Regions from separate parts of the Homo sapiens genome. Here region 1 is linked to region 2. A link is a loop called in an ENCODE intact Hi-C map of the cell type or tissue named here. Cell type or tissue: heart left ventricle. All regions are shown on one strand. Links, peaks and the distances in the headings refer to the core of each region. The heading gives the core; the rest is flanking DNA. Region 1 has its middle 20 kb from the start of MIR222HG. Region 2 holds the start of DIPK2B (divergent protein kinase domain 2B).

What was found. Peaks named below come from ENCODE experiments on the same cell type or tissue, not always from the same donor. Only the 100,000 strongest peaks of a DNase experiment are listed, where the experiment ranks them.
Region 1: a loop joins it to region 2, with 7 times the contacts of the local background. A loop is called at or near these places in 3 of 110 quality-filtered maps.

The regions. Positions count from the first base shown.
Region 1 is chrX:45,781,724-45,798,120 of GRCh38, forward strand. No RefSeq gene overlaps it. Among named protein-coding and RNA genes, the nearest start is that of MIR222HG, 20 kb to the left of the region's middle. RefSeq lists an enhancer at 4,502-5,048. In heart left ventricle, for the core only: no CTCF peak of the experiment used is centred there; a DNase peak (open chromatin) is centred at 7,438; H3K27ac peaks cover 1,481 bases.
Region 2 is chrX:45,192,378-45,208,774 of GRCh38, forward strand. It overlaps DIPK2B (divergent protein kinase domain 2B), which reads right to left and starts at 8,499. Exons shown (of 5, transcript NM_176819.4): 1 at 8,217-8,499. The coding sequence starts at 8,449. In heart left ventricle, for the core only: no CTCF peak of the experiment used is centred there; DNase peaks (open chromatin) are centred at 8,614 and 8,704; H3K4me3 peaks cover 3,666 bases; H3K27ac peaks cover 5,549 bases.

The DNA of each region.
Region 1 (16,397 bases), core at 4,401-12,400, 590 kb after region 2:
AATGAGGCATAATCTCCATCCATCTTGTAATTTAAAACTGACCACGAACAATATAGCTATAAGTAGCATGCGGACACTCCAGGGAATTTACAAAACCAGGGGATAGGCATGTTCCATATCCTTGGGGTTTAACTTACACTACAAAATCTAAGGACAATAAATAATGTAATTTGTAAAAATAAATTTTAAATTGTTTAAATACGAAAACATAGCTATAGTGAAGATTAGAATACAAAAAATCCCACTTGAAGATACGGCAGAGACTGGAAATAAATTGTATGTTTGCCTCTGGCCCTTTCATGCTCACACCCTCTGAGGCTTAGTGCCCTCTTGTGAAACTGCAGAGGAATACTGACATAAAGCATTGTCTGCTGAGTCAGAGGAGATTCACAACCAGCAGGGAGATCATGCTGGGAGGGCTCTCCCATATCAAATTCTCAAAATGAGATGAAACAGACCTAGAAAAGTTTAGTGACTTGCCTAAGGTTAAATAAATAGGCAGTGGGGTTAGCAAGTAAATCAGGGCTACCAATTCCCAGTTCAGCCATCTTTTTACCTTGCCCTGGTATTTGAGGTCTCCAGTGGGAGACACCATGTTGTATGTACAGTTTCTTAACAAGAGAGTCTGGGAATCCTCGGAGTGTTTCTGAGAGGACTGTGGTCTCCACCCTAAACCTTGTCAAAGGGCCCAGCCTCCCCTGCATTCCCCCTACGTCAGGTGGCTCAGCTCCCAGAGATGCTCCAGCCAGGCCTGTCACTACCTGTCCCCACCTGTCCTTTACTTTTAGCCCCAGACTTAAGAGATAGGTGAAAGGAACCTGAAGGATGAGCAAGACAAAGAGAAGATGGCTCCCATTTTCAAAACTACACATTTTAAGAGGAGCAAGTAATAGAAGGAGGTGGTCGCAGGGTATGAAAAACTTAAATTTGTATCATCTATAAACTCTGTGCTCTGAAAATCAGGGAAGGAAATATTTTAATTCACTCCTGCAACAAATATTTATTTTCAACCTTATGATTTACAGTGCAGTGGCTGGGCTCTGGGACAGTAGAAATATACAGGACTGAGACCTTGTTCTCCAGAATTCATGATGGAATCTTAGAGACAAGGTATGAAGATTAGGAAAGACAATGAATAATATAAGACAACATGCCTTATATTATTATATACCTTGAGCTTTGCAATGTTTTCTTCAAAGAAAATGTATGAGAAAGCCCAAAATGTAAAACAGATAAAGTCAATTGTTTTGGTAGAAGCTAGAAGAGGCTTCAAGAAGGGGAGGCAGGCTGTGCTTTCAAAGGTGAGCAGCACTCCCATGAGCAGGAAGGAAAGGGTCCCCTAGGCAGGAAGGGCTGAAGGAAGGGCTGTCAAGACACCGGTGTGGAGGCAGGAATAATGCCACAGGTGGACTTCAACAAACAAACAAAGAGCACAACTGTCAAGAACAGAAGTTCATGGATGGGAGAGTTACAAAAGCTGGTGGCATGACTTCCCCTTTCTGAAATTCTAATCCCGAAGAGTACAAAGCAACTGCGCAGCCAAAAAGCTGTGCAGCAGTGGCCTGGGAAGGGCTCGACGAAGGGCATAGCTCAGGGGCACTGCTCAGGGGCAGAGCTCTGGGGCATCGCCCACTCATAGGGAGAGCAGCAGGGAGCCACACTTCCCATCCCAACTCAGCTTCTGTCCCAGCTCTCATCCCAGGCTCCCCAGCCCACAGGATGATCCCTGTGAAGAGAAGCATGTGAAGATGGAGGAATCCCAACCAAGATTCCACCAAGGACAAAAATAGCTAACACGATGAGAGACAGAGGCCAGGGAAGGTTGTAGAACATGTGCCTCTATTGACCGTGGCAGACATTTCTCAGCAACCCCTTACCCCTGCCACTTCCCTGACTTTGCCATGTGAGGATGCAGGTCCAGGGGGCCAAATCAACCAGTTTTTCAAGAGAAAAAAAAACACTGCAGTGTTTATAACTGTGTGGACCAAAGAGAACATGTCTACAGGCCAGTGTGCAGTTCCTATATTAGAAGAGGGGTCTGAGTTGATCCTGCCTATTGCACTGGGTCCAGTATCTTGTTCAAGGTCTAACAAAGGTAGGTGCTCAATACATATCTGTTAAATCAGTGCATGAGAACCAAATATTAGATTAGGCAGCAAATTGTAAGCCAATGTCTTTCCTTCCTCCTCCATTAAAGAAACGCTACAGCTTAAGAGAGGTAGATGGAGTAGCAGGTTCTAAGTAAAAGGAAATCTACATATAAGTTACTCACCAAGTCACTATTAACAGTGCCAGGGTTAGTGTTATTGCCCTCCACATCGCAATTCTTCAAGCTCTTCAGTTATGCTGTTATGTTTACCTCAATCCCAATCTAATTCTTTTCATCCTCTTTTCCCTTCTCACGTTTTTTAAAGACCTCACTTGGGGATTTACTAGAGGAAAAAATATCAAAATCACAAAGTAAATGGGGGAGAGGGGGTATATGCATACTTCCATATCAGGATGGCAAGGGGCGCTACATCTATCTCCACCTTCGGAAAGGTGATAAGACCTGAGTTCTCATCTTCTGCCCTTCAGAATCTTGGTCCTTATCAGAACTGAAAGTGATGCCTTCCTACTCCTGGGGTTGCTAGGACCATCTTTGGCACTCTCACATCAAAATGTATTCTTGAGGTTTTTGAGATATATCCCAAGTCTCTGCTCTCAGCAGCTCCAGCTGGAGTTTACAGAAAGTCAAATGTGAGGTTGGAGAGGTCGGTAGTTCGGAGATGAACAGAGTGAGGTGGATCCTGTACATCAGAATGAAAACAACTCTCAAAAGGTAATACAGAGATGGCTGCAGGCACCCAACCACTGAAGAGAGATACTTAATCAGATGTTCAGGGCAAAAACCAAAGTGTCCCAGAAATGAGCAGATCCTATACTTGCCGAAGTAAGTAAAGAAATTCTTGATCATCTTGCTGAGAGAACGCAACAGATGTGTTGTGTGGAGATGGTGCTGTATCCAGAGGCCATAAAGGACAATGGAAGGTGTGGGCCAACTTTTAGAGGAAATGGGGCTGACAGCAATGAGCAAGAGACAGGCTTCACAGGAAACGGCCCTTCACTGGAGGGTTTATGAGAGCCAAATCTAGCTGGATCAGGAATTTCTATCTGTGCCCTTCCTCAAATACTGCTTCTACACTCCATCCTGAACTGGCCCCATACCCTGCAGGCTGCTGTACTTGACCTCTAGATATATTCAGCTCTTCCTCTGACCTTTTAAGAACACCAACTGTAGTCCTGAAATAAGATTGAGTTTTGTCTATTTCTGCTGCCTTTAAAATATATATATTTGTAATCCCAGCACTTTGGAAGGCCGAGGTGGGTGGATCACTTGAAGTCAGGAGTTCGAGACCAGCCTGGCCAACATGGTAAAATCCCACCTCCACTAAAAATATAAAAATTACCCAGGCGTGGTGGTACGCCACTGTAGTCCCAGCTACTTGGGAGGCTGAGGTGGGAGGATCGCCTGAGCCTGGAAAGTGGAAGTTGCAGGGAGCCGAGACCGCACCACTGTACTCCAGCCTGGGTGACAGAGTGAGACTCCGTCTCAAAAAAAAAAAAAAAGCCATTTCAAAAGTTATCCTCATTGTGCTAATCTTGTTTCATCCGGCCCCTCCACATTGTTTTTTCTCCCTCCTAAATGCCTCACTCAGAGTCACCCTGTTAGAAGCACATATAAGATTGTAACTCAGGCCAAGTCAAAAAAAATTGTGTGCGACAAGGTACATATACACTTAACACTATTGTACTGTACACTTAAAATGGGTAAGATGATTAGTTTTATGGCAAATTTTTTTAAACCACAATGAGAAAAATTGTACAAGGTCCTTTTGAGAGATTAAAATTCAAGGAAAACAAACAAACAAAAAAGACCCTGAGTGAAAGCTACTTACCACTCTTTTTGGTACCTTCTCTGACCTCAGGAAGTTAAAAAAAAGATCAATAGGAAAATAGATAAGCAATTGAATATGTAAATATTTTCAGGCCAATATTTACATATTCAATTGCTTATCTATTTTCCTATTGATCTTTTTTTAACTTCCTGAGGTGAGAGAAGGTACCAAAAAGAGTGGTAAAGGCTAATATTCAATGAACCGCAACAACAAAAATCTGTATATCTACAACTCCACATTTTTTAAAAAGGTATGGGGGGAGAGCTGCATTTTTAAATATTGAACTTTAGGGCTTATAATTGAAAATATATTACCAATTCATGATATTTTATACCCTCATATACTTTTTTTTTGGTAGAGATGGTGGTGGCATCTTTTTAAAATATAATTTTAAGAAGGCAGTGATTTTCCAGGTAACTAAAGCACATGTCACAATTAAAACTGAGAAGCAGACATGTAGGCTTCTCTTAGGACTGTGATAAAATGTTTCATTTTATAAAATCAGCAGCCAGGATTGTTCTATTTGCTGTTCCCTCTACCTGCCCCTCCAGTTCTAGCTAAATCCCTTCTGTTCTCTCGTCTCAAATTTCTTCAGGTTCCTCACACAGCCCACTCCTTGTTAATGCTCCCACATCATAGCTTCATCTCCTTCATTCACTTACCACAGTTACCTTCTATTAAGATTTCATCCATCTAGAATATAAGCTCCGTACCAGGGCCAGGTCCTTGCCTCACCTTCTCTACTGCATCCCTACTGCCTAAAGCAATGTGGTGCTCCCTAGCTAGGTGCTTAAAAGGATTTCTGGCATGTGGAATCAATCACTGTTGGTTTGTTTTACACTCTTCCCTACTGTGCCATTCTTCACAAACCTTCCCTTTCTCTGCTTTCCAGGTTTCTTCTCTCGTACCAGCTCTACCCCATCTCTTCATTGATTTTAGTGCCCTGACATTTGATGATAAGTCACCAGAAATGTCTAAGAATGATGTATTGCCCCAGATACCATGGTTCTGTTCCCTTTTGCAAGGTTGGGATGGCAGATGGGAGCACAGCTAACTGCTAAGCATTTCACAACTCAAACTCAAGTCCTGAGGCACAATCTAAACATGTAAAAATAGACCTTTAAGTGTTTTATTAACAAGAACCCCATATAATGCCATTGGATGCCAACAAGGCAGTATTCTTAGGGAGCATTATATTCTGTCTTTGCCACCCCACTATCTTTATATGTTTAGTAAGGATGCAAATAATGTTAATACACTGTAGCACTCCTTACTGTGTCGATGCTATCTAAAGCTCAGGGGCAATTTAATAGCAGCCTCTACAGAACTTGGACAAAGAATACTTCATGCAGAATGGCTACCAGCTAATTACTACCTCCATGACAGAAAGCTCAACTGGAAATGGAAGAGGCCAAAATGACACTATAGAAATTTAGGCTTGAGAAAAAGAAGTATATCCTAAAAGTGAAAACCTAAAAAACAATGAATCTCTGAAACCACATGTAAAACCTTTTTGTTAGTAAGCTATAGTTTCTATTCCTTGAGATGTCTAGAAGTAATATTTAGACATACCTATTTGCAGGAATGAGTGAATCAGGCTAAATTGACATGTATCTTCCATACGAGTGAATGCAGCAGGGAGGACTTTGGTTTTCATTTCTTTTCTGTGTTAATTTTAAGCCATTTGTTGCTCAATGTCAGCACTGTGGCCATATGGGGTCAGAACACTCTTGGTTGGTGGGAAAGTTCCGGGGGGGCGGGGATCCTGCGCATCATAAGGCACTAGGGTATGTAGGCTCCATTACTGGCCTTCACTCACTACATGCCAGTAGCATCTCCCCTCCTCAACCAAAACCCAAAACAGTATGCAGACATTGCCAAATGCCCTCAGAGGGACAAAGTCACCCTCAGTTGAGAACCACTGCTTTAAGTCCCCAAACACGCCAATCTGTGCACCCATTCCTTCTTATCATCCTCCACCCAACAAAAGTCAAACTCACCAACCTATGAATTTGTTTTCGTACCAATAAATTTACTTCAATGAACAGTTATGCAACTTAAAAGAAACCATAAGCAGAATGGATAATCTGCTTCCAGGAGGGCACATAAGAGGCATTTAAGAAATGTTGGTTCCCACTTTCCCTTTCTGTTAAGGAATTCATAACTTCTGAAGCAAATACCTGTCCCTTCTAGGCACCTGATTTCAAAGGCATGCATATATATTTTGAATATGACATTATATTCAAAATAATATAACTAAAGGTTCTGATTCTCTTTACTTTCTCTCCATAAGAGGAATGCAATTCTTAATTCTTAGGAAGAGCAACTGAACTAAATAAATAAGTAGCACATTAAAGGAAATACTTTCTACACTTCGATGAATTCTTGCCAGGCATGGTCTTAAAAACACAGCACCTTCAACAATGGTGTCTAATAATAACACCCCATATACCCCACAGTACTTATAGCCTCCCACCCAAGTTTCTATGGTGATTCTTGAACTCAAATGGTTTGATTTCAAACTACTTAGTAATCTGAAGAAAATCCCTTTCTTCATTCCTTCAAGTATTTTTTTTTTTTTACATAATTTGTTGGGGGGAGTGAGATTAGGACCCTATAACTTTTAATAATAAATTTTCTTTCAAAGTTAAGGAATTTGGCTCAGGACCTTCTCAAGTTTTAATGGACTAAGGATAAGAATTCTAGACTGATTTTCTAAGACTTTTTTCCATTGTTATAATCAGGAAATACTAGATATTGTTCAAGTAGAGGCAGAGTGTAAGCATGCCACATAGTTGAGAAATCAGCAGCAAAATATTAATCACAGCTGAAACCTGACATACACTCTCCCATGTTCGTTAGGTACAATACATTCCGGTGATTAAAAATACATTCCATTTCCTCTACGTGCAAATTCAATCTGTCGAACTGGATGACAGCACCATAAAGCCGCTGAAATTCTGAAACCCAACCTGCTAAACATCCTGAACAGACATTCTCCAAAGAAAACTGAAGAAAAATGTATGTATCCTTTTGAGATGTGGAAACATCTTAAAATTACTTAAGAACGATTTCAAAATAACCCCCTAATAAACTGCTTAATGTGAACAGCATTTCAAATTCTCAGCCTAGTTTTAAATTTCCACCTTTGTTGTAAATGGAACCCAAATAAGAATTTCCTTGTGCTCTTAAGAATACTATAGGGTTTAAGATCTACTGCAAGATCCCTCTAGCAGACATTGGCATAAACCCTTGAAAACTGTGGGTTGTATCTTTAAAAGGTGTCAAAGGAAAAGCAGATGAAATGCTGTAATCTCCACCCACTGTCACTTAAGACTTACTGCCCACGCACTCCACAGTCCCAGCCAGCATCCTGCATCCACCCTTTTTTTTCAAGCCCACTGCATTAGACCATGGAAACTCAGGATGTGTGGCCACAACGGCCCCTGCTCTGGATCCAGCTGGCCCACCACGTGGCGTGGCCGTGACCTTAGTCACACTTCCCCCTGACATCCTGTGAGTGGGCTCAAGCTGGAGCCAGACCTTCCCACCGTGCTGCCCGCCCTGCTCCTGGAAATGACAAAACCCGGCTCCCTAAAACATTCCATTCTCCACTTACACCAACAGAGCTTCCTGCTCCCCACCCCTCCTGAACAACAGGTCTTTGAATATCATTCACCACCCTGGTAACACCTTTAACCATTTGGCCATTAGCTACTAAGGGAGGCATGCACAACTTCACTTCGGATTTTCATAGAAGCCTGTTCTCTTGATTTTCACTAAGTTTTTTAAACTATTATCACAAGAATCACTTCTACGGGATTTATAAGCATATGCAACATTCAAAATCGAAAACGTGGCACTGCAAAATCTGCACAACAAAGCTCTTCATGAGAGAAGTATCTCTTAATTTAGTGGAGAGAGTATCTGCTGGATTCAGATTTACATAAGCATTATCTTCTTGGTCCTCTTCTAAGCTGGACTAAAAGGATTTCAGAAATCTTCGACTTACTATGTATAACTCTCATCTTTGAAAAAGAACTTGCATTTTAATAAAAAGGTTAATGAGAAAAAAATACTCCCAATTTAGTTTTAGCTGTAGAGTCAAGAAGCAAGTTTTTGTTTCATCAGATGGTAAAGGTAATGCTTTTAACTGGCAGCACTAACCCCACCTTCCTCCTAAGAGGTGTCTGTGGATCCTAAGGATGGTTTTTCAAGCAAAGAGGTAAAGTTGGGTAGAGTGACACTAAGGGGGCAATTAAGGCACCCATTGTTTAGAGTCATACTATTCTCCATATTCAAAATCAAACAGAGGTTCCAGTTCTACGTAGGATAGATAGTCAGCACACTCCACCCTGTTTTTCCCAGGGCCGCAACTACGAACCTCAGAAAGAATGCTTGGAGCAGCTATACGAGGACTCTGAAAAGTAAACAGGAGCAGGCACATTAAGAAGGAAGACTAGAACATGAAAGACCACCCAACTGACAGTTTCCTCTTCTTTTTTCATCCAGTGTGCCCAAGCCTGGTCTCAACACACTGTCGGCAGACCCTAGGTGCTGACAGACGACAGGGAAAAATCCCCTGTTTTTTCCTTTTCTCTGTTCTCTCAGGCCACAGTCCCCAAGTAACCCTGCAGTGGCTACAGCAGCCAGCAGCAAGGGGAGCCTGCAAGACAGGGAACTCTGAGGGAGGAAAACCTTCCTCTAGATTCAACAGTGCCATGATTCCAAGAAAGTAGGGCCAAATCCCACTGTTTTTAGTGTCTCTGTCCTCCAGGGGCTTGACCCTGGGGACATGGGCACAGTTGTGAAAGTACATGGCAAAATAGAGTAACTAAAGCCCAAGCTTTCTAGCTAAATGGCCCAAAAGAGAAGCCCCATAGAACTGGAAAGAACTAGAGAGAGCACAAAGGGGAAGGAGCTCAAGAAAGAGACCCCATAAAGTTGCTTATCCACGTGCAAGTCACTCCTCAGATTTGCACTTGTTGACCTCATCCTAACAGTCTACCAATGACTTTGAGAACTGAAGACCTAGCTCCCAGATCGGCCACTGTGGAGCACACACACAGGATATATCCAAATGGTGCTGCAAATGCTAACACAGGACCACAGCTCATAGAAGGTGGTTGGAACTTGTTCTCTGAACCTAACCATTATCAACTGCCTGCTAAAACAAAAATATTGACATTCTCCATAGGATTTAGACAAGATGCAGAGTTTCATAACATAATATTCAAAATGCCCTGGATAAATTCAAAATTACTCAGCATGGAAAAATACAATCAACAGGTGCCAAGGCTGAGATGACAGACATTTGGACTGACAAAAACTTTAAATCAAGTTATTACAAAAATGCTCCAGCAACCAATCATAAACAATCTTGAAACCTACGGAAGAGAAAGTCTGGGCAAAGAGACAAAAGATCTAAAGAAGAACTGTTGGAAACTGTAGAACTGAACAATAAAATAACCAAAATAAAAAACTCATGGGATGGGCTCAATGGCATCATGGATATAAGAGTCAGCGAACTTGAAGATGAATACATAGAAATTAGCCATTCTGCACAAGAAAGAGAAAAAATATTTAAAGTAAAAAATGAACAGGGCCTCAGGGGACCAGAGAACAATAAGAGAAGGTCTGCCATTTGTGTCATAGAAATCCCAGAAAGAGAGAAAGAATGCCGTGCAGTACAGGAAAAATATTTGACAAAATAATGGCTGAAAACTTCATAAATTTCACAAGACACATATACGTACAAATTCTTGGAAAAGCAGAGTGAACCTCATGTAGGATAAACCCCCCAAAACCACGCTATAAACCAGAGATGAAACAAACATTCCTGAAAGCAGGGAGAGAAAAATGCCCTATTATCTAAGTATGGGGCACAAAAAGTCAAATGGTTATAGATTTGTCACCAGAAACCATGGAGGAAAGAAAGAAGTGGCACAATATTTTTAAAGCATTAAAGGAAAAGAACTGTAATCTAGAATTCTATATCCAGCAAATGTATCCTTCAATAAAGGTGGAATACAGATATCATAACAAAAGGCAGGAGGACAAAGGAACCTATATGGTGGTAAGGTTTCTACAGTCCACTTAAAGTGATAAAATGTCCATTCGAAGTGATTCTAAGTTGACTGTGAATGATTCTAGTTGACTATACATATTGCAATCCCTCAAGCAGGCACACACACAAAAAAAGAACTACGAAATATTCAAATAGCTCAAAAAAAAAAAAAAACACAGAATAGGAGAAATAGGAACAAAAATGGAATAAACAGAAGGCATAAATCCAAACATATCAACTATTACATTAAACTGAAATGGTCTAAACACAAGAATTAAAGGCAGAGACTGTGAGAATGAATAAATAAATATGAACCAACTACATGCTGTCCAACCAAAACTCACTTGAAATATAATATAGGCAGGTAAGTTAAGAGCAGAAGGATGAAAAAAGGTGTAACATGCAAGCTGTTGAAAAGAAAAGTAGAGTGTCTATATTTAGACAATGCAGACTTGAAGACAAAGACAATTGCCAGGGACAAAGAAGAACATCACATAATAATAATAAAAGTATCAATTTGCCAAGTGGACATGACAATTCTAAATGCGTATCTACCCAACAAATGACCTTCAAAATACACAAACCAAAAACTGACAGAATACAAAGGAGAAACAGGTAAATCTACAGTTGTCGTTGGAAACTTCAACACTCTTCTCTCAGTAATATATAGAAATAGACAGAAAACACCATCAATCAATTAAATTTAATATTTATAAAATACTCTAACCCAGGGATCCCCAACCCCCAGGCCATGGACCAGTACCAGAACGGGCTGCACCGCAGTAGGTGAGCAGCAGGCGAGTGAACATTACCACCTGAGCTTTGCCTTTTGTCAGATCAACAGACGCATTAGATTCTCATAGGAGTGGAAACCCTATTGTGAACTGCACACACGAGGAATCTAGGTTGTGCACTCCTTATGAGAATCTAATGCCTGATGATCTGAGGTGGAACAGTTTCATCTCGAAACCATCCCCCCACCCCCTCACCCCTCCCACCCCCATACCAATCCATGGAAAAATTGTCTTCCATGAAACCAGTCCCTGGTGCCAAAAAGGTACATTCACTGAGATAGACCATACTCTAAAGAATAAACCTTTAATAAATTTAAAAGAATTAAAATAATACACAGTATGTCATCTGGCCATGATAAAATTAAACTAGCAATCAACAACAGAAAGAAAAGGAAAATTTCCCAATACATGGAAATGATACAACACACTTCTAAATAATTTTTCAGTGAAGGGAAAGTCTCAAGTGAAAAAAATACATTGAGTTGAACAAAATGCAAATACAATATATCGGCCGGGTGCAGTGGCTCACGCCTGTAATCCCAGCACTTTGGGAGGCTGAGGTGGGCAGATCACTTGAGGTCAGGAGTTTCAGACCAGCCTAGCCAACATAGTGAAATGCTGTCTCTACTAAAAATACAAAAATTATCTGGGCGTGGTGGCAGGTGCCTGTAATCCCAGCTACTCGGGAGGCTGAGGCAGGAGAATCACTTGAACCCGGGAAGCAGATGTTGCAGAGATCCAAGATTGCACCACTACACTCCAGCCTGGGTGACAGAGTGAGACTCTGTCTCAAAAAAAAAAAAAAACAAAAACAAAAACAAAACCACAATATATCAAAATCTGTGTGATACAGCTAAAATAGTGCTTACAGAGAAATTTACAACATTAAATGTTTATATTAGAAGAAAAGAAGGTCTCTAATCAACAATCTAAGCCTCCACCTAAATAAGTTAGAAAATGAAGAGCAAAATACAGCCAAAGCAAGCAAGAAAGAAAAAGCAGAAAGCAATGAAATTGAAAGCAGAAAAACAATAGAAAAAAATGAAACCAAAAGCTGATTCTTTGAAAATATCAGTGCAATTGTTAAAACTCCAGCAAAACTAATAAAAAATAAAAGGGAAACACAACTTAACTAATATTAGGAATGAAAGAGGGAATATCACTACAGATCCCACAGACATTAAAAGAAGGGAATGTTTATAAATTTGATGGATGATGTTACTAGTATTTTTTGATGAACTTATGTTGTCTATGTTTATAAAGGATACTGGTCTGTAGTTTTGTCATCATTATTTTGTTTTGTTACTGCCATTGGTATCAGGGTAATGTTGGCCTTATAAAATAAGTTAGAATGTTTTCCCTCTTATTCTAGAAGAGACTGTCATTTCTTCCTTAAATGTTGGAATTTACCACTGAAACCATCTGGGTCTGAAGATCCCTTTTTCAGGAGATTTTTAAGTATGAATCCCGTTTTATTAATGGTTATAGGACTATTCAGGTTGCCAATTTCATCTTAGGTGAGTTCCAGTAGTTTGTGGCTTTTTCAGGAATTGGAGCTGCAAGACGTTCTTGTTGAATTCTCAAGTTTGATTCAGTTACTTGATCTCCTTGAATTCCAGAAGAGACCACCTGATCTGGGATCTTCCAGATTGTCACAGACAGGTTCCCAACCTTCTTGGCAACAATCAGATAATGGGTAAGGGGAGCTTAAGGTTGGGGGAAGCTGAGAGGAGGATGCTGATGGGTTAAATTTCAGGTTCCCAGCTTCAGAGCCCGGGTTGTCACACAGCACAGTGGTTAGCACAGCCATCAAAATTCCTATTGCCTGGCCAGGGCAAAGGATTTGAAATGTTTAGTTCTATGAAATGAGCTGGGAACTGTGTGGCTGGAGGTGGGGCCAGGGGTGGTAGGTGGAGGAGGGGTCAGGTCTAAGAGTAAAGCTGGCCAGGGAAGGCCATGGGGACTTCACCACTCTCTCTCCAACTACAGCAACTACCCTCTGAACCACCTGCTGGGAGGCTACCTTCTGGGATTCCTCCATTGTACAAGAAGCAAATACCCAGGCACAGGGTAAGTGCTGACACAGTCTCTGCCTACATGTGACAAGGAATATTTTTTTAACTCTTTATTTCTTTTAAGAAAATTTAGCTTCCACAGAAAAAGTTTGAAAAACACTGCCCTCAGATACCCCAAAGGAGGTGACTTGGGTTTCTGGCATGGGCTCCTCAGGACAACAACAAGCCAGCCATTCCCAACCCAAGGCAGGGGACCTGAGTGGAGTCAGCCTGAGTTTGGAAACAAAGTCGTGGCACCCAACTGAATGGCTGCAATTCTTCCCCCATTTAGTCAGACTCATAAAGCTGAAAGTAACCTCATAAATCTCTCTGCCCATGCCCTTATTTCACAGATGAGGAGACTTCTAATGAAAAATTTCTATCAGCGTTTGACAAGCTATTCTTTCAGGAGATGTTTCCCCTACACCTGGCATTCTCATGATGGGGAATAATCTATACTTTCAAGGGACAAACACAATGATGGAATCTGAAACTTGAGGTGAAACTGGCTACCATTTAAGTTTTGCATATGGCAAATTGCCACATGGGAAGGTTTAAAAAACAAAAAAAACAGACTCAAGTCTGTAGCCCAGGAACCGATCATTCTATTGTAACAGGAGGTCAGGCTCTGCTAACCATCATGACCAACAGATGAACAAAAAATTGGTATGCAAGTCCATATGAAGCATAGAGCTTTCTGGAAGCAAAAAAAAAAAAAAAAAGTCAAATCAACTACAAGATGGCTAAGACAACTACTAGAAGAGATGTTCCTGGGAGATTCTAAACTGCATTGCAAACTTGGGTAAACTGACCAATCGTTTTGGGATAGAAAGGCAGAAGAAACTATCAGGCACTGTCATCACAGTGGGTAGGATTCCGGACACACCAGTACCAAACAGGTGTGTGACCACCTGCCTGGGACTCTGCTTCTCATTTCATAACCTCTAAAGGTGCTTATTTTGGATAAAAGTATAGAATTTAGGATATTAAAAATGCTTTTCATGTATTCAACTTAAAAACCACATTTATTCCATCCAGCTCTGATGGGGCAGAAATAATTTATCATCATCACAGCAGGCTGCAAGGGTCCAAAGCAGCAGCTTCCACAAAGGCTTCATGGAATCTCCCTCCTTGAAAATGATGAATACTAGAATGGTTTAGGTTGGCATTCCCTCCAGACCCTCAGAAGCTGGCTAAGTAACCTCAAAAGTACCCTGTTAGTTCAGTAATTCTGTGAGTCAATGGAAAAATAACAGCAATTAATCTTGGGCTCTATGTTTCCATGCCTTGCTATTAAAGAAAGAACATAATGAAATATGCACAGATACAGCTTCTTTCTAGTTTTATCTCAGAACCTGATAAAAATAACTTACTTTTGCATATGCTCACTGCTGTATCCCCAGCACCTAGACAGGATCTGGTATAAAGTGGAACCTCAGAAATATTTTTCCAATGTCATTATTACACCAAAATTCTGCAAAATGAAAAATATGCCTTGAAAAACAAATTTGTTATTTATACTGATATACGAATAAGAAAGGAAATCTCAAACTCAACATCCATTTTGCTGTATGTTTTTTCTTGGTATAGGCTTGGTGAAATCAGAAAAGGGAAGGTAACGCATATCCTCTCTATCATTTACAATGTGATTTTGGGCAAATGACTTGAATGCTCTCTTAAGTATCTATGGCCTCATTTCTAAAATAAGGCCAATCATCTCTTCCTCACAGTGTTGCAGTACAGATGAAGTGTGTAATAACTGTTTCAGAGCCTGGCACACAACAGACAGATATTTAACAAATAAACACACATGAAAGAATACGGGGAAACCTCTTATCTTCTCCTTCGACCTCACACATGAGCCCTGAGTAAAGGTTAGTATCATCCATGTTATTTTCTGAGTTTCTCCGCAAAGAGATGAGTCCTTCAATCATTATAGCAAGAATTCTCTGCCCTGGCTGTGATCAGAGACCCCAGGGGAGCTTTCTAGCCAGGTAATTTGCTGACCTTGACTCTCCAGGCGTGGGCAGGAAGAGAGGGGCTCTCTGGTGTGGTTTCCCGCCTGCTCCTGAGCACTCAGGCCCTGACCCAGGCCCTCCAGGAGCCCAGGTACTTGAAGACAGAGGGGCACCAGAAAGGTCACAGGCAGCGTGATGCTTCAGAGGCAGATAAGAAGGAGGCACAGCATGAGGAGCACCAGTGAAAGGATGGCCAGCCCAAATTAGGAGAACATGAGCTCTGCCTGAGAGAAGCATCCTTAATTTAACCAGTACATGAAAAGCAGTTTGGAGATAGCTTCTTCAAGCTGTGATTTGACAGAAAGTTCAAGTGAATATATACCTAAGCTTTCCAAAAAAAAAAACAGATCTGAAATTGGCTGGTTAATTTGGCCCAAACCATAACATATGGATAGATCGAAATGCTGCTGAAAGCCTCCATTTTAAAAGTGGCATATGTATTTTTTCAATGTAAGTTTTAACATTTTTTAAAAAATCATGAGTGATGTAATCAGAAGGTCAATAGTTGCAATGCTGAGCAAAAGCATTTCTCTTTAAGAGGGAGCCAATCAAGGAGAAGTCTTTCTCATCTTGACCTCCTAGACAAGCCAGATGCTACTTCAGTTCTTTGTATAATTTCAAGGATGTTATAATCCTTCAGGACTCAGTTTCTCCATCTGTTTAAAAAAAAGCGGGGAGGGATAGATCTAGCTAACTCCAAAATACTACACTTCTCTTCTGAAAATATAAATCATTGTTACTTTCCTCTGGGCCAGGTATTTCATTGTCAAATATGCGGTATCTTTGAGTACGTGGTTCGTGAGAAGGGTAAGAGGAAATAGGGTTTCTAAAATAACACAGATTCACACAGCCTTTAAGAAAAAGTTCCTAGAGACCTTGTTCACCTCAAAACAGGACAGACCAAACAATATTCCCCCCTTTTTTCTTTTTAATCAAATTTCCATGACTCCATCTCCCAGATGCCACAAAACCTCTCTCATATAAGCCAAGGCTTAAGATAGAATAAATCTACTTATAGGCTGGGAACTCTCTTGCTAAGTATGGGTTTGTGATAATCACATCAGATGAGCATGGTATCGAGTTGAAAGGCCCACACTGAGGATGGTGAGAAGGCCACATGGGCCTGGTGCTATATGCTATTCAACACCCCTGCTCAGCTCATAGTGAAGAGTGTATGATACAGACAAGGAAAATCCGAGGCTTAAAAAAGTGCTTTCATTTAATATTGATGAGGGGAGAATCACATATATTTTTATGATATATGCAAAGTATAATCAAGTTAAAGTACCAGCACAGGCCCTATTTTGTAACATTCTCAAATAATAATGGAGGAAAGGTCACAAAAACCAAATGCGGCCAAGACCAGTCTATTTTTAAAGCATGAGGTATTTAGAGTACATGAAGAAAAATGAATTTTTCATTAACTCCAACACACAGAAAACCTTAGTATTCATTAAATGCCATAAAAACTCTTCACATAGGCTTTAAACTTGATAATGCCACATGCTCTAGAAACCCAAAGTAGC
Region 2 (16,397 bases), core at 3,690-11,689:
TCAGGCTTATAGAGCTTAAGTACCTTGGCCAAGGTCAGACAATATGTTGCCAATCAGAGGTGCGGACCCCGGGCTGTCAGTCAGCAAACCCCAGTATCTCTCCCTTTCCCTACACTGATTCCCCAAACTGCTTACCCTCTGACCAATGGCTGGGTCTTGGAACCACAGAGGTTCTTGAAGAGGCTCTTGGGCCTGCACTAGGGAGACCACTCTACCTCCATACCCAACCCCAAGCAGCCCCATTAGTCTAAAAATTTAAGTCTTCAGCACCAACAAAGTCTCAGGCAAGAGTGACTACTAAATGGTCATCAACTTGGAAGCTACCTGGGCTCCAGGAGGTGTGTGATTCTACATGATGGCCTGGCCAGTCCTTAATCCTCCTGGGGGAGAGGCATTGGCTTATTTATTTATTTATTTTTGAGATGGAGACTCACTCTGTTGCCCAGGCTGGAGTGCTATGGCTCAATCTCAGCTCACTGGAATCTCTGTCTCCTGGATTCAAGCGATTCTCCTGCCTCAGCCTCCCCAGTAGCTGGGATTAGAGGAGTGCGCCACCACGCCCAGCTAATTTTTGTATTTTTAGTAGAGACAACGTTTTACCATGTTGGCCAGGCTGGTCTTGAACTGCTGGCCTCAGGTGATCCGCCCGCCTCTACCTCCCAAAGTGTTGGGATTACAGGCGTGAGCCACTGTGCCTGGCAGGCATTGGCCTATTATCACCTGCCAATTTCCTAGGCCCCACAGTTATGTTTTCTCCATAGTCATTTATCCAGCTGTGTGCTGATATTTCCGTTAGGGAAGAATGTTAAATCTCTTTTTGATTTGTGTATGAAAAACTACTCAGAAAAAGTTTACCTTCATTATTATTAACAATTGAAGGTCATACTGCAAATGAAAATCAGGCAGCATGTGACATGTTATATATTTAATTTAAATAAGAATATTTAAATTCTTATTATTGGGCATTATTGGGCCACCCCATGATAATGAGTTTTGGATAATGCGTTTTGGAAGAATTAGCATTTTGATTAGACCCAAACCCTAGACTGTGTTGTTTTTTTCTCTTACCTGACACAACTTTACCCTAAGAGACTGCAAGCTTTTCCTACTGTTTTGATGGCAAAGAAAGTCACACAAAAAAATTACAAGGGCAAAGAGGTCAAGGGACCTGTCCAGGAAACTGGACAGCCCAGGCCTCTGAATCCTTGAGTTATGCACTAGAGCTCCAGCCTCTCACATCTGGGAAGGTGCGCCAGTGGAAACTGTCAGAGAGCAACTTCTGCAATGCAGGACAATGCAAATTGCAATGGAAGTAGGCACAAAGGATTCTGTACAAGAACACTGGCATCAATGTATTTAAAAAGATGAAACAGTGTAACATTGTAATGAGTCCATTTTACTGGAAGTTTCAGGACAACTATGGGAAAAGATCCTCCCCTCTAGGTGGATAAGGAAGGGCCCAGGACCCAGAGACTGGCCTGTCTGCCTGTATCCTGCAGCTGCTCCTGCTCATGGAGTTTCAAACCCACCCCTACTCCCCACCCCCACTCCCCGGCCACTAAAGGGACTGGAGCTGGAAAGTTATCACTAGGTGGCTCTTTTAGATAACGATAAGAGTAACACGCATTTGTGAAACACTTAAGTGTGCCAGTCACTTTACTAAACACTTTATATGTACAGATTCATTTAATTGTTTCAATAAACCTATGAGGCTGATACTATTGTTAACATACAGATGAGGAAACTGAGGCACAGAGTGATTATGTCATTTGCCCAAGGTCACATGACCAAGAATTGGAGGAAGTGGCATTCAAGGCTCCAGGGCTTGCAGTGGGGACACCACTGGACCTCCATACCCAACCCCAAGGAACCCATTAATTTTTTTTTTTTGAGAGAGAGTCTTGCTCTGTCACCCAGACTAGAGTGCAGTGGCGCAGTCTTGGTTCACTGCAACCTCCACCTCCTGGGTTTAAGCGATTCTTCTGCCTCAGCCTCCTGAGTAGCTGGGATTACAGGCACACGCCACCATGGATGGCTAATTTTTGTATTTTTAGTAGAGACGGGGTTTCACCATGTTGGCCAGGCTGGACTCAAACTCCTGTCTTCAAGTGATCCACCCGCCTCAGCCTCCCAAAGTGCTGGGATTACAGGAGTGAGCCACCGCACTTGGTCCCATTAATCTTCATTTTGTTTCCTTCACCACTTTGTGGTTGCTTATTCCTTTATCACCCATTTTATGAATTAGCTCATAGAAACAGATTGGTAACATTATTAGGGGTTATAGGTGGCAGGATCCTTGAAGATTATTTTGTCCCTTCCCCATCTTGTTTTGAGGATGAGAAAATTGAAAAGAGAATTGAAAAGGATGAGAAAATTGAAAAGATAAAATTGAAAGCAGAATATATATGTGACCTTTCTGAAGACTCACAGACAATTAGTGGTAGAGGAGGGCAGGTCTCAGGGCTCCTGTTCTCCCAGTTGGTGGGGGTGGTGTGGGAAGAGATTTCTTGCCCTGTGAGACAAGTTCATTGTCCTTTTTTTCTGTCCCCACCTCCTAAGGAGGCTCCGCTGAGACGACAGCACTGCCTTGGCAGATGACTTGTAATGAGTGCCTGGGCAGGTTCAGTGATGGCTTGAGGCATTCCATAAGGACTAATTGAGACAAACAAGATTGCAGGATGCACTTCTCCCCTTATTCAAAATGGTAATAAATTTATTGCATTGAATGGGAAAAATGTATACTCTTACAGTGTTGACTACCTACTTTATTAAATAGAAGAATGTCAGTGAGAAAATGTCAGTGCTTTTTATTCACTAAAATGTTACTATCCTGGAATTTGGACAACCACAAAACAGAGACAGCATTCTCATCTTCCTTCTAAATTGAGATCATGGGCCTGACTGAAGTGAGGCTGGCCAAGTTCCTGATTGTGTTGAAAGATGGACAAGCAGAATTACAGTTTCTCAGAGCTGGAAAAAAGCAACAAGGCCATGTGGTCCAATCCCCCCAAGTCCCTCAACATAGGGTGGGGGTGTAGAGGAGAGCAACAGCTTTGGAATTAGAATAAAATGCCCTCTTCTCGTGCATTCTTCTCATGCTTGCATCTGGTCAAACATAAAGCCTGTAGATATGCCTTTCTAAATAGTTTTTCCTCCCTTCCCTCTTCTTCATCCCATAGCTCTGCACTGAACCTTTAACCCATTTAGTACCTTTCCAAAGCTCTCAGGCTACAGTTCATGCTCCTTAATTTAACTTAGAGCTTAAACTTAGTTAAGCTTAGAGCTCCTTAGTTAAGCTTAGAGCTTGGTTCACAATGCTCTGCCTGCTGCATTGCCTGCTGCATTGCCTGCTGCATTGCCTGCTGCTCTTCTTACAAGTTTGCTTTGGTCTCACCAAACCACTGACTATCCTTGGATAAACCACATTCTTTCAGGCCTCTGAGGTTCCAATCACCTGTCATATGCTGACACCTTTGTCTGAGACAGTTTCTTCCTCTTTCTTGTCTGGAAAATCCCAATGTAGCCCTTTAAAATCCAGATGGATAGCACCTCTTTGGAACTCACTCCCTCATCCCCCAGTTGGGACCTTCCCACACACTCCCATGATACCCTGTGTAAGACATTTAAAAATATTTCCTATACTCTATTTTAACCACTGATTTACTTCTTTGTCTTCCTAATAGAAAGTAAACTCCTTCAGAGCAAAGATTTGACCTCTTTTAACTTTGTAACTCAGTGTTCAGCAGAGTACCAAGTTAGTGCTCAACACTTTACAGGTGGATGGATGGATGGGTATTTAGATGTATAGATAGATAAGGGAGTAGAGAGATGCATGGAGGGCTGGATGGTGGGATGCACAGTGTGATGGTTGGGTAGAAGAATGCATGGAGGGTCACCTGAATGAATGGGTGGATGGATGGTGGATGGATGGGTGCATGGATTCATATAAGGCTGACTGAACGTGTAGATGGATGCTTTTGTCATAAGCTCTTGAGCCCTGTATTTCCCAAGGCCCCTGAGTTGATGTGAAGAAGTGAGTTAAGACAGTAATTATTGTCAACTTCTGAGGGCAAGGAGACAGACAAGAGACAAGGGAGAAGGGAAGGCAAAATCAGGCCTGACGATTTAGTTATTTTACTGTGAGCCCTCCACTGCTCAGTTGGAAGTGTTTAAACATTTTTTTTAGACTTTGATAGTGGAGGTGGTACATAAGACCAAGTGTGTCTAGTAAGGAAGGTGAGATTAAAGCATTAGCCCTGGTAAGAGCCTAGGAACTCCTAGGAATTATTGTGATTAGAGGTACTGCCACTATTTACTCTCCACCCCCACACCCTGCACGCACAATACTGACCAACCAGATCATGGGAGAATCTTACCAATTGATGTGACTTCTCAGGGTTTCATATATAGGTATATTGTCAGTAAGAAGAGTATGGCAATCAGACTTACTCATTTCCCTAGCTTCCCTTAACTTTTCATTCAGGATTTAAAAGTCAACATGGAATGCATGGGAAAATTAGTAATGAAAACATTCATAATTTTAAAGGTCAATGGTTGAGTATGGGCAGTATGTGATTCATCCTTAGCATTCTTGCCAAAGGAAAGATAAAGGAAAAAAGGAGAGGTGATGTCCATCTGCTAATCATGTGTGTTCAGCATATCCAGCCAGCCTGGGATACCCATCTACGATTTGTTGCTGAACAGATGCAAGCATTGTCCAGTCCTTAGTGAGGACTAGGACCTGGCTGTAGCATTTCAACCAAACAACTGAGAGTTTTGGATGGGCTTTCCCCTAAGATGTCATAGTAATCACCTTTTTTTTTTTTTGAGAGAGAGTCTTTCTCCTAAGGTGTCATGGTAATCACTTTTTTTTTTTTTGAGACAGAATCTTGCTCTTTCACCCAGGCTGGAGTACAGTGGTGTGATCTCAACTCACTGCAGCCTCCGCCTCCCGGGTTCAAGCAATTCTCCTGCCTCAGCTTCCCGAGTAGCTGGGACTATAGGCGTGCGCCGCCATGTCCGGCTAATTTTTGTATTTTTAGTAGAGACGGGTTTTCACATTGTTGGCCAGGATGGTCTTGATCTCCTGACCTCGTGATTTGCCCGCCTCGGCCTCCCAAAGTGCTGGGATTACAGGTGTGAGCCACCTCGCCTGGCTGGTAATCACTTTTTTAAAGTGGGAAAATGTTTGGAGATCCAAAAGAAGACAACGAACAAATACACCATTAGAAAGAGAGGCAAAGGATGTGAACCTGTAGACAGTTTAGCAAAGAAGAAATACAAATGGTCAATAAATCTGAAAAAGGGTTCAACTCAGAAGAAATTCAAACTAAAAAAAAGTACTAAATATTTGTAAGTGTGCAAGAAGTGAGCTTTATAAGTAGAAGCCTCCATTTAGATATATATATCTCCTTCAATTTTGTCTTTTTGACCCAGAAATTTCACTTTTAGGAGTTTGTCATAAGGAATTCGTCACTCATGTGCACAAAACATAGCTACAGGGATGTTTGACATAGAACTGTTTATAATACCAAAAAATGAAATAAAAAAACTCTAGTTTCACAGTGGTGGTTTTAATAAATTATAGTTAAATAATTAAATAAGTTATGCTTAAATAGTTAAATAAATTATGGTTGATTGATGCAATTGAATACCATGAACCTGTTAAAAATCAAAGTGTGTGGAAGATCATTTAATAATGTGGAAAGATGTTCCTGATATACTGTTAAATAGTAGTTTCCAAAAAGTATACACAGCATGTTCACATTTTTGTTAAAAAATTTCTTAATTCACACTTAGAAAAAGGGTGGCAAGGAAATGCAACAAAATGTTGACTAAGGGGTGATCTCTTGGTGGAAGAATTATATGTGATTTTATTTTGTGCTTTCTTTAATCAACCTTTCCTGAAAATACTAAAATAAACAGGCACGACTTTGATAATAAGAAAAAAGGTATTTATATTGTAGAGAAAAGGACTCTAAACAGGACCACCTCCCCAGACCCACTGACTGCCTCTCTCTGCCTCTTTGTGCTGAGGATGACCATTCTCAATGTGCAGAGCTATAAACCCCAATCTGCCCTGCCTGGTGTTTTCCTGCTTGTATCTGCACACTTCCCTTTCACGGGCACATGGAACATGAATTCTAAGGGAGATGAAGTAATATCCTGGACTCTAACGGAATGCAAACCTATTTAGGGAAATGCTTTCTGATTTTGGCTAGCATCTGCCAAATGCTAGTAAGAAAAACTTCATTTATTGCCCTTTGGTGAATATGCAGTCATCCTAGAGCTCTTCCTCAGTTGAATCCTTAAATTTCTCTCCCTCCTTTTAAAAAATATGTCTGCCTTCTTATTGCCTCTCTCCAAGGAATCAGCATTGCTTCACCTGTGTTCTTGGTCCTCTTTATCTCTTTTCCTAGGCGGAAAACCTTGAGTTCACATCCAACATCTGCATATTTATTTCCTCTCGCATAGTGTTGGTCAACAGGATGACTCTATAGCTGAACTGACCTGTATCCTTCCTGTTCTACTTTGTTCCCAGTGACTTGTGTCCTGGACTATGGCAACTGGTCTCACAGCCCCTGCCAACACCACCAGTCCGTCCTGTCCACTTTGCACGAGCTCTTCCCAAATCACAGGTCTCATGTTGCCCCTCCCCAGCCTAACACTCTCAGCATGGCCTGCAGTAGAGATTCCTCAATCAGTGGTCTTTCAAAAATGCCTTTAAAAACGCTTAATATGCCTTTAAAAAGGCTTAATAGGAAAAGTCCACACCAACTCCATAAAATACCTCACAAAAGAAGTTTAACATTTTTGATTGGTATTTCTATCTATTATTTCTATTTAGTAATTTGGTTGAGTAAGCAAAGATGTCTTTGATTAATACAGATTGCAAATAAAATCATTGTTAATTAATGCCTTTTGTTTGGTCACCAAATCTTAAAAGCGTAAGTTAGGTCCTTTGAGGAAGATGGAGGAGAAAGGGCATATATATGACAAAGGGTCTTTGGTACTAAAAAGACTGGAAACCACTGGTCCACAAGATTAAGGCCCCAATTCCTTGGCATGGCAATTAAAGACCCCCTGCCCCATATATCCCTTCAACCTCCTCCTCTGTCATGCCTCCACATACACCCCATGCTCTAGCTAAGCACCTCTCACTTCTTCCCACACCTTTGCTTAAGATGTTACTTCCACCTTAAGCCCTTCACTTCCCGTTACTTTTCAGCTCATCCTTTAAAAGGCTTTGCTCAGAATACCTTCTCCTGGGGAAGCCCTTCCCCAGTTCCCATTTGGAATTAATGGAGCTCCTGGAGGTCCTTTACACTGCCCTGCATCAGACAAAGCCTTATTATTATTATTTATAACATGACCCCCTTGTCCTGACCTCCAGGAAGGCAATGACCAGAGTTATAGTTGCTGTCACCCCAGTACCTGCTAGAGTTTGGCTGTGGTAAAGGCTCATGGACTGTGTGTTGATAGGCTTAAATTCCAAGTGTGATGCCATTCTTTGCTGAGAGCCATGTGCATTGCAATTTACTAAGCTCCAGTTTTCCTCTGATCAAGGCAATCTCTCACAACAGAAAGCTGGCTCAGAAACTTTGGAGCAAACCGTCCTGGTTTGAATTCCACAGCTGCTACTTATTCGGTGGTGACCTTGTGCAAGTTACTTAATCTTTTTTAAAAAATAAATTTTATTGTGTATATTTAAAGTATACAACACGATGTTGTAAGATACATATATATAGTGAAATGGGTCCCATCATCTCACAGAGTTACCCATTTCCCCCCACTGAAGTCACTTTATCTGGCTATGTCTCAGCTTACCACCTCAATAATGGGGGAACACCATTAACTCTCACAATGATTTAAAATAGGTGTCACATTGTAGGCTTTCTATAAATTTTATTTCCCGCCCACTGTGAGAAATGAACTTGATAAACTCAACAGTCCCAGGCTACTCCATTCATAGGAAAGAAAACTTCAAGCTTTCAGTTCAAAAGGAAATGTTGGATTTAGCATTTAGGGCTGGAATTTGGCTTCACATCTTGCCCTCTTACCCACCCCAACTTCAGACCATTACCACTCTGATTAAATGGATTTGTTTCAGCTCCCACCCATATTACATCCTGATTCCTTTTCAACAAATTCCTGGACATCTTCACAAGAAGGGAACAGAATTTTGTGATTCAGAGTTATTTGATTGATATTCTGACCTTATTTCTTCTTTAAAGAACTTCTTGCAAATAGATGTCCCGATGCAGGCATTGCATTTATCAAGACCGAGGAAAGTCCTTCCAAAATTGTAGCTGGTTCTGACTTGGGGCACCAGAGAAGAAAGGGAAGAAGCTGGCAAGGAGAAAGAACAGCTCAGGGCTGAGACCCACAGCAGCAGGGCCAGCCAGCCAGGGCGGAGGGCGGCAGCCTCAGGCCCCAGCTGGGGCTCCATCTTGGGCTCTGGGCTCCAGCTGCAGCCTCTGGCTGTCCACTCGAGGCTGTACAGAGGCAGGGCTTGGCCAAAGAGGAAGCTGTCAGAGGGGGCTGGCTTCTGGGTGCTGACCCCATCCCAGCCTCCCAGGTTTCTCTTTGAGGATGCTGAGGAGCTTGGGGCTAATGAGGCTGGGGAGGAGGTGAGGAAGTCAGTGGAGGATGCTGATAACGCTGTTTCCAGAGTTACTCTTCCTTTGCCGGGGGTGGCTGCTTCAGGCTGGGGAGGGGCTCGCTGGCAGATTTCGGGAAGGACAATTGTCAGGGCTTCCCTGTGTGGTCCTTTTGACAAACACAGGATATCCCGGCAGGGCAGGAAAGGTCCATGCAGGATGTGTGTCCAACCTGCGTTCCACCTGGGAGTTTCAAAGGATCCTGAAAGCCTCCACCCTCCACTGTTTTAATTCCAGGTTTATCTGTCCCTATGGATTACACGTGCACCCCAATTTTTGACCCCTCTGTGCTAGGTCATTTGTCCTGCCCCTTAATCAGCCCTCCTTCCCCCACTTTTACCATATTTGCCTGTGAAATAACTAGAGGTTAGCTTGCTTGCCATTAACTGGCACATTTAGCACTGATTTGAAAGCTTTTTGCTGCTTAGGGAAGAGAAAACCTCAGGTTAGTCCATCTTCTCTTGCTGGTCTGAGAACAAGAGACCAGAAAGAACCCGGTGGCCTCTGTGGCATGATGAGGGGAGCACCAGAAAGAGCCCTCTGACAGCACACAGCTGTGTCTATCCCTCTCCCACAGACCTGAAAGCTTCTCTTCCTTTACCAACTTGCTTCACTTCTCGGGGTGGCTTGGCCGGATTTGGTAGGATTTAACTGCCCCAGGATTGCCTTCCTCAGGATACCAAGATAAGGTCCGCAGCATGGAGTAGATGGAAGTGCTAATTTGGGAGTAGAGAGAACCTCTGAGAACCAAATCAGGGAAGTCAGGCTGCCTCACATTCTGTGAGAGGGTGGAGGTGGGGAGCGGGGCACGGTTTGAAAATATGAGAAAGTGCATAGGAAGATGGGGCTGGGGGTGAGGAAAAGGGAGGTAAGAGGGAGTGGGGATTGCCTCTGGACAATTGACAAGTTTTGCTAAAGATTGGTGGGAAGAGCAGGTAAAGGCAATTTTCTGATGATGAAGCACGTGCTTATTAGCATTTGTATAGCTTCCTCAGTAAAATGTCTGGTCATGTTTGCTTTTTATTGGTGAGTTTTGACGCTTGTTTATATATTCTAGATCCGAGTCCTCTGTTGGATATGTGGCTTGCAAATATTTTCTCCCCAGGGCTAACTTGTCTTTTATTCTTTTAACAGAGTCTTCTGCAGAGTGAAAGTTTTGATTTTGAAGTCCAATTTGTTAATTTTTTCTTTTTGAATCATGCTTTTGGTGTCAGGTGTGATAAAAGAAAAACTTAAGCACATTTAAATTTTAAAGAGTTTATTTGAATATTCAGCGATTCATGAATCAGGGCAGTATCAGACTGCAAACATTCTGCTGGGAGGGGCAAGAAAGGAAACTTTTATAGTGTTTGCAGAAGCAGGACAAAGAAAACAATTTTTATTGGTTAGAGTGGAAAGTCCCTAGTTAGAGATTAATTGGTGATTTTTTTGATTGGTACAATTTCTAGTTTAAATTTACTATTTACATTAGGCTTTGGTTTGTTCACACAGGAATTTAAAGTGCCAGAGCCACCTCAGTCTAATGGCCTTCCAATTAGAATTTTAAAACATAATTCATCCTTTTTGATCAGCCTCTCATTTAAGAGATATTGACTAAAACTTGGGCATAAGCTCCACTCTCTGTGACCATCATGGCTAAGTTGTCCTTGTCTCAGTGTGAAACTCATAAGTCACAACATCAAGCTCATTGAGGAAAGATTCCTTTTGTTGTTCATCTCATTTTTGTTGCTCTAATTACAGTGAGATCATCTGGCATACCGTTGATGACTGTGAACACACATTTAAGACCCTCAAGTGAATGTAGTTCACCAGGGAGATTATGATGACTACCAGGAGGATAATACTGAAAGACTGCAGTATGTTCCTTAGCCAAGGTCCTCACAAACCAACTCAACTAACATTTCTAGAGAAACAAAAGAAAACCAAAGGTCAATGACTAGAGCAAACTATAAATTCAGTCTGAGTCCAGAGGAAATTTAGTTAACAAGATTGCTAGATTTGAGCTTGAAACATATTTTTCTGGTTTGCAGTTTGAATGTCTCTGGTTATGGTACTGAGGGTTTCAATGATCTTCCTGAGTGGTCCACATATCAGGCATAAGGGTTGTCCTCAGAAGTCACATCAAGTTGTCTATAACTGCCTGGCAGGGTTTCAGGAACAGAGCACATCTTGTTCTGAGTGATTTCAAGTCTGAAAAATGGGAAAAAATTGGATTGGAGGAATAAAGATGAATTCAGAATTCAGTCCAGTCTACAAATAGACAATAAAACTCAAAAACAACAAATATGGCTACAATCTACTATCAAAAATTATGCACAGATCTTTTCAGACATTACAGGGGTCCTCTGGAATGTCCCAAAGTTAGTTCTAGGTCAAAAAGACTTAATTTAGAAGCTTATTTTGGGAAGTTTGTAAAAAATATCAAAAAGTCTAAAACACTTGATTAAATAGGATCATTAGTCATTATGAAACAATGAGAGGCAAATACAGAAAGGTTATATAGCTGTAAAAAAACTTAGCTCTTTTAATGTTGAGAATACTCATTTTTATATATATGTATATAAACAAAGACCTAGTAAAAGACAACACGAAGCACAAGAAATTATCCTGATAAAACACAAATCTTTGTAAGGTAGATCACTTAAAAGATAAGAAAAACCTTTCACCAAGAAAACTTTGTTCTTTCAACAGAAAAAAAGCCAGTGTCTAGCTTTGTATCAATGTACTTTTGATATTAAAGCTAATTTTTAAAAACCCTTCTAATAAATTTCATTCAGTTTTAGCGAGCTTGACAACACATGAAGTTCCTTTTTCAAATTTTAAACTGTCTATACTTTCTTATATCAATTTAGTTTGTCCTATACTCTTCCTCTCTCCCATTGTAGAACAATTAATCACTCTAATTTAGGACAAAAATTATTCTTTTTTTTCTCTTAACAAAAATACACCCTTATACTTAAACTTCCTTGACAAAACATGCCTTACTTCCTTCACATATACAGTTGTTGCCCTTATTATTTCTAGAAGTTTTAATTACATATATTAATTAGAATTTTAAATTCTTAGTAACCTTAATTTCTAGTGAAAACTAGTAAGCATTATAAACAGTTTCATATCAGCATTTTGTAAATAAACATCATGTCATATATAATCTTTCATGTTTATTAGCAGACCCAAATATATTTAGCTTCTCTATACTGTATAAAAACAAGACGCCAAAGTATATATACTTTAATCTTATGTTCAGCAGTTAATGTTTTAATGTTTTAACTTACTCAGAAATGGCTTCAATATTTATTGAATATTTATTACTTAATTGAACATAGCATAACTTTAAGATTTCAAGTTACCGGCCGGGTGTGGTGGCTCATGCCTGTAATCTCAGCACTTTGGGAAGCGGAGGCAGGTGGATCACCTGAGGTCAGGAGTTTGAGACCAGCCCATTATGGTGAAACCCCGTCTCTACTAAAAATACAAAAAGTAGCCAGGCATGGTGGCATGCACCTGTAGTCCCATCTACTTAGGAGGCTGAGACGGGAGAATTGCTTGAACCCCAGAGGCGGTGGAGGTTGCAGTGAGCTGAGGTCACGCCACTGCACTCCAGCCTGGGAGACAGAGCAAGACTCCATCTCAAAATAAAAAAAAAAAAATTAGAAAAAAAGATTTCAAGTTACAAAAAAAGATTTTTGGAACAATTTTTAGTAGACATATTTCATAAAACATAATTATTTTTGAAGTTTATAGACTTTTATTTCATTTACATTTACCCAATTCATTGTTTTTTTTAATTTTTAATTTTTGTGGGCACATAGTAGGTATATATATTTATGGGGTATATGGGATATTTTGATACAGGCATATAATGTGTAATAATCATATAAGGGTGAATGGGGTATCCATCCCTTCAAGCATGTATTCTTTGTGTTACAATCTAATTATACTTTTTCAGTTATTTAAAAATGTTCAATTACATTATTATTGACTGTAGTCACCCTGTTGTGCTACCAAATACTAGATCTTATTCATTCTTTGTAACTATTTTTTGTACCCATTAACCATCCCCACTTCCCCTCCCCCGACACCCTCACTACCCTTTCCGTCCTTCTACTTTCCGTCCTTCTACTTTCCATCCTTCCTTTCCATACTTCTACCCTTTCTATCTGGTAACCATCCTTCTACTCTCTATCTCCATGAATTCAACTGATTTTATTTTTAGATTCCCACAAATAAGTGAGAACAAGTGAATTTTGTCTTTCTATGCCTGGCTTATTTCACTTAACATAATGATCTCCAGTTCCATCTGTGTTGATGCAAATGACAGGATCTCATTATTTTTAATGGCTGAATAGTATTCCACTGTGTGCATGTACCACATTTTCTTTATCCATTTGTCTGTTGATGGACACTTAGGTTGCTTCCAAATCTTGGCTATTGTGAATAGTGCTACAGTAAACCTGAGAGTACAGATACCGCTCTGATATACTGATTTCCTTTCTTTTGAGTATATACCCTGTTAGGGTATATAGTGCAATTGCTGAACCACATGGTAACTCAATTTTTAGTTTTTTGAGGAACCTCCAAACTGTTCTCCATAGTGGTTGTACTAATTTACCTTCCCACTAACAGTGTATGTGGGTTCCCTTTTCTCCACATTTTCTCTAGCATTTGTTATTGCCTGACTTTTGGATAAAAGCCATTTTAACTGGGGTGAGAAAATATCTCACTGTAGTTGAGCACCTTTTCATAAACCTGTTTTCCATCTCTACATTTTTTTTTTTGAGAAATGTCTGCTCAAATCTTTTGCCCATTTAAATAATCAGATTATTAGAATTTTTTTCTATAGAGTTGTTTGAACTCCTTATATATTCTGATTATTAATTCTTTGTCAGATAAATAGTTTGCAAATATTTTCTCCCATTCTGTGGGTTGTCTCTTCACTTTGTTAATAGTTTCCTTTGCTGTGCAAAAGTTTTTTAACTTGATGTGATCCCATTTGCCCATTTTTTGCTTTGGTTGCCTGTGCTTGTGGGGTATTATACAAGAAATCTTTGCCCAGTCCAATGTCCTGGAGATTTTCCCCAATGTTTTCTTGTAGTAGCTTCATGGTTTGAGGTCTTAGATTTAAGTCTTTAATCCATTTTGATTTGATTTTGACATACAACGAGAGATAGGGGTCTAGTTTCATTCTTCTGCATATGGATATCCAATTTTCACAGCACCATTTATTGAAGAGATTGTCCTTTCTCCAATGTATGTTTTTGGCACCTTTGTCTAAAGTGAGTTTACTGTAGATGTGTGGATTTGTTTCTGCATTCTCTGTTGTGTTCCATTGTTCTATGTGTCTGTTTTTCTGCCGGTACCATGCTGTTTTGGTTACTATAGCTCTGTAGTATAATTTGAAGTCAGGTAATATGATTCCTCCGGTTTTATTCTTTTTGCCCAGGATAGTTTTGGCTATTATTTGCTTTCTATATCTGGGTGCTCTAGTGTTGGGTGCACATATATTTAAAATTGCTAAATTGACCCCTTTATCATTATATAATGACCTTCTTTGTCTTTTCTTATTGTGTTTGACCTGAAATCTATTTTGTCTGATATAAGTATAGGTACTCTTGCTCTTGTTTGTTTTCCATTTGCATGGAATATCTGTTTCCATCCCTTTATTTTCAGTCTATGTGTGTCTTTATAGGTGAAGTGTGTTTCTTGTGGGCAATAGATCATTGGGTCTTGTTTTTCTATTCATTCACCTGCTCTATAACTTTTGATTGGAGAATTTACACTATTTACATTCAGTGTTATTATTGATAAGTAAGGACTTACTCCTGTCATTTTATTAATTTTTTTCTGATTGTTTTGTGGTCTTCTCTTCTTTCTTTCCTCCCTGTCTTCCTTTTAGTGAAGGTAATTTTCTCTGGTGGTATGTTTTAATTTCTTGCTTTTTATTTTTTGTGTATTTGTTGTATGTTTTTTGGTTTGGGGTTACCATGAGGGTTGCAAAGAACATCTTATAACCCGTTATTTTAAACCAATGACAACTTAACACTGATAGCATAAACAAACAAACAAAAACAAAACTAATAAAAACTCTACACAACTCTGTCTCCCTGCTTTTTAACTTTTTGTTGTTTCAATTTATATCTTATTGTACTACATCTTGAAAAATTGTTGTAGTTATTATTTTTGATCAGTTTATGTTTTTGCCTTTCTACTTAAAATATGAGTTTACACACCACAATTACAGTGTTATAATATTCTGTGTTTTTCTATGTACTTATTATTACCAGTGAGTTTCATACCTTCAGATGATTTCTTATTGCTCATTAATGTTCTTTTCTTTTGCTTGAAGAGCTCCCTTTAGCATTTCTTGTAGGACAGGCTTGGTGTTGATGAAATCTTTTAGCTTTTGTTTGTCTGGGAAAATCTTTATTTCTCCTTTATGTTTGAAGGACATTTTCACCGGATATTACTATTCTAGGATAAAAGTTTTTTCCTTCAGCACTTTAAATATGTCATGCCACTCCCTTCTGGCCTGCAAGGTTTCCACTGAAAAGTCTGCTTCCAGATGTATTGGAGTTCCATTGTATGTCATTTGTTGCTTTTCCCTTGCTGCTTTTAGGATCCTTTCTTTATCCTTGACCTTTGAGAGTTTAATTATTGAATGACTTGAGGTAGTCTTCTTTGTATTAAAATTTCTTGGTGTTCTATAAGCTTCTTGTATTTGAATATTGATGTATTTCTCTAGGTTTGGGAAGTTCTCTGTTATTATCTGTTTGAATAAACTTTCTATTTCCATCTTTCTCTCTACTTCCTCTTTAAGGGCAGTATCTCTTGGATGTGCTCTTTTAAGGCTAATTTCTATATTTGTAGTCATGCTTTTTTTAAATTCTTTTTTTCTGTTGTCTCCTCTGACTGCGTATCTTCAAATAGCCTGACTTCAGGCTCACTAATTCTTTGTTCTGCTTGATCAAGTCTGCTGTTGAGAGACTCTGATGCATTCTTCAGCATGTCAATTTCACTTTTCAACTCTAGAATATCTGCGTGATTCTTTTTTAATTATTTCAGTTTTTTTGTTGAGTTTATCTGATAGGATTCTGATTTCCTTCCCTAAAAATAAATGTTCCCTCCCCCAAGGACACAGATTCTCTCTCCACATGATGTGGCTGCTGCCATGGGGATAGGGGTGGTGGTGTAAGCCATTCAAGGCTGATTTTCCTACCCCCTTCAGTGCCTCTTTCAGCAATGTGAAGTTAAAACCAGGTACTTTGAAAAGAAATGTTCAAGAATGTTATCTTGAATTTCTTTGAGTTTCCTCAACACAGCTATTTTGAATTCTTTGTCTAAAAGGTCACATATCTCTGTCTCTGCCAAATTGGCCCCTGGCACCTAATTTAGTTCACTTGATGAAGTAATGTTTTCCTGAATGGTACTGGTGCTTATAGATGTTCTTTGGCATCTGGGAATTGAAGAGTTAGGTATTTATTGTAGTCTTCACAGTCTGGGCTTATTTTTACCTGAAGTTCTTGGGAAGGTTTTCCAGGTTTTTGAAGGGACTTGGGTGTTGTGATCTAAGTTTTTGGTCACTGCAGCCATATCTGCATTAGGGGGCACCCCAAGCCCAGTAATGCTGTAGTTCTTGTGGACTCATAGAGTTACTGCCTTGGTGGTCTTGGATAAGATCTGGATGAATTCTCTAGATTACCAGAGACTCTTGTCCTTTTTCCTTACTTTCTCCCAAAC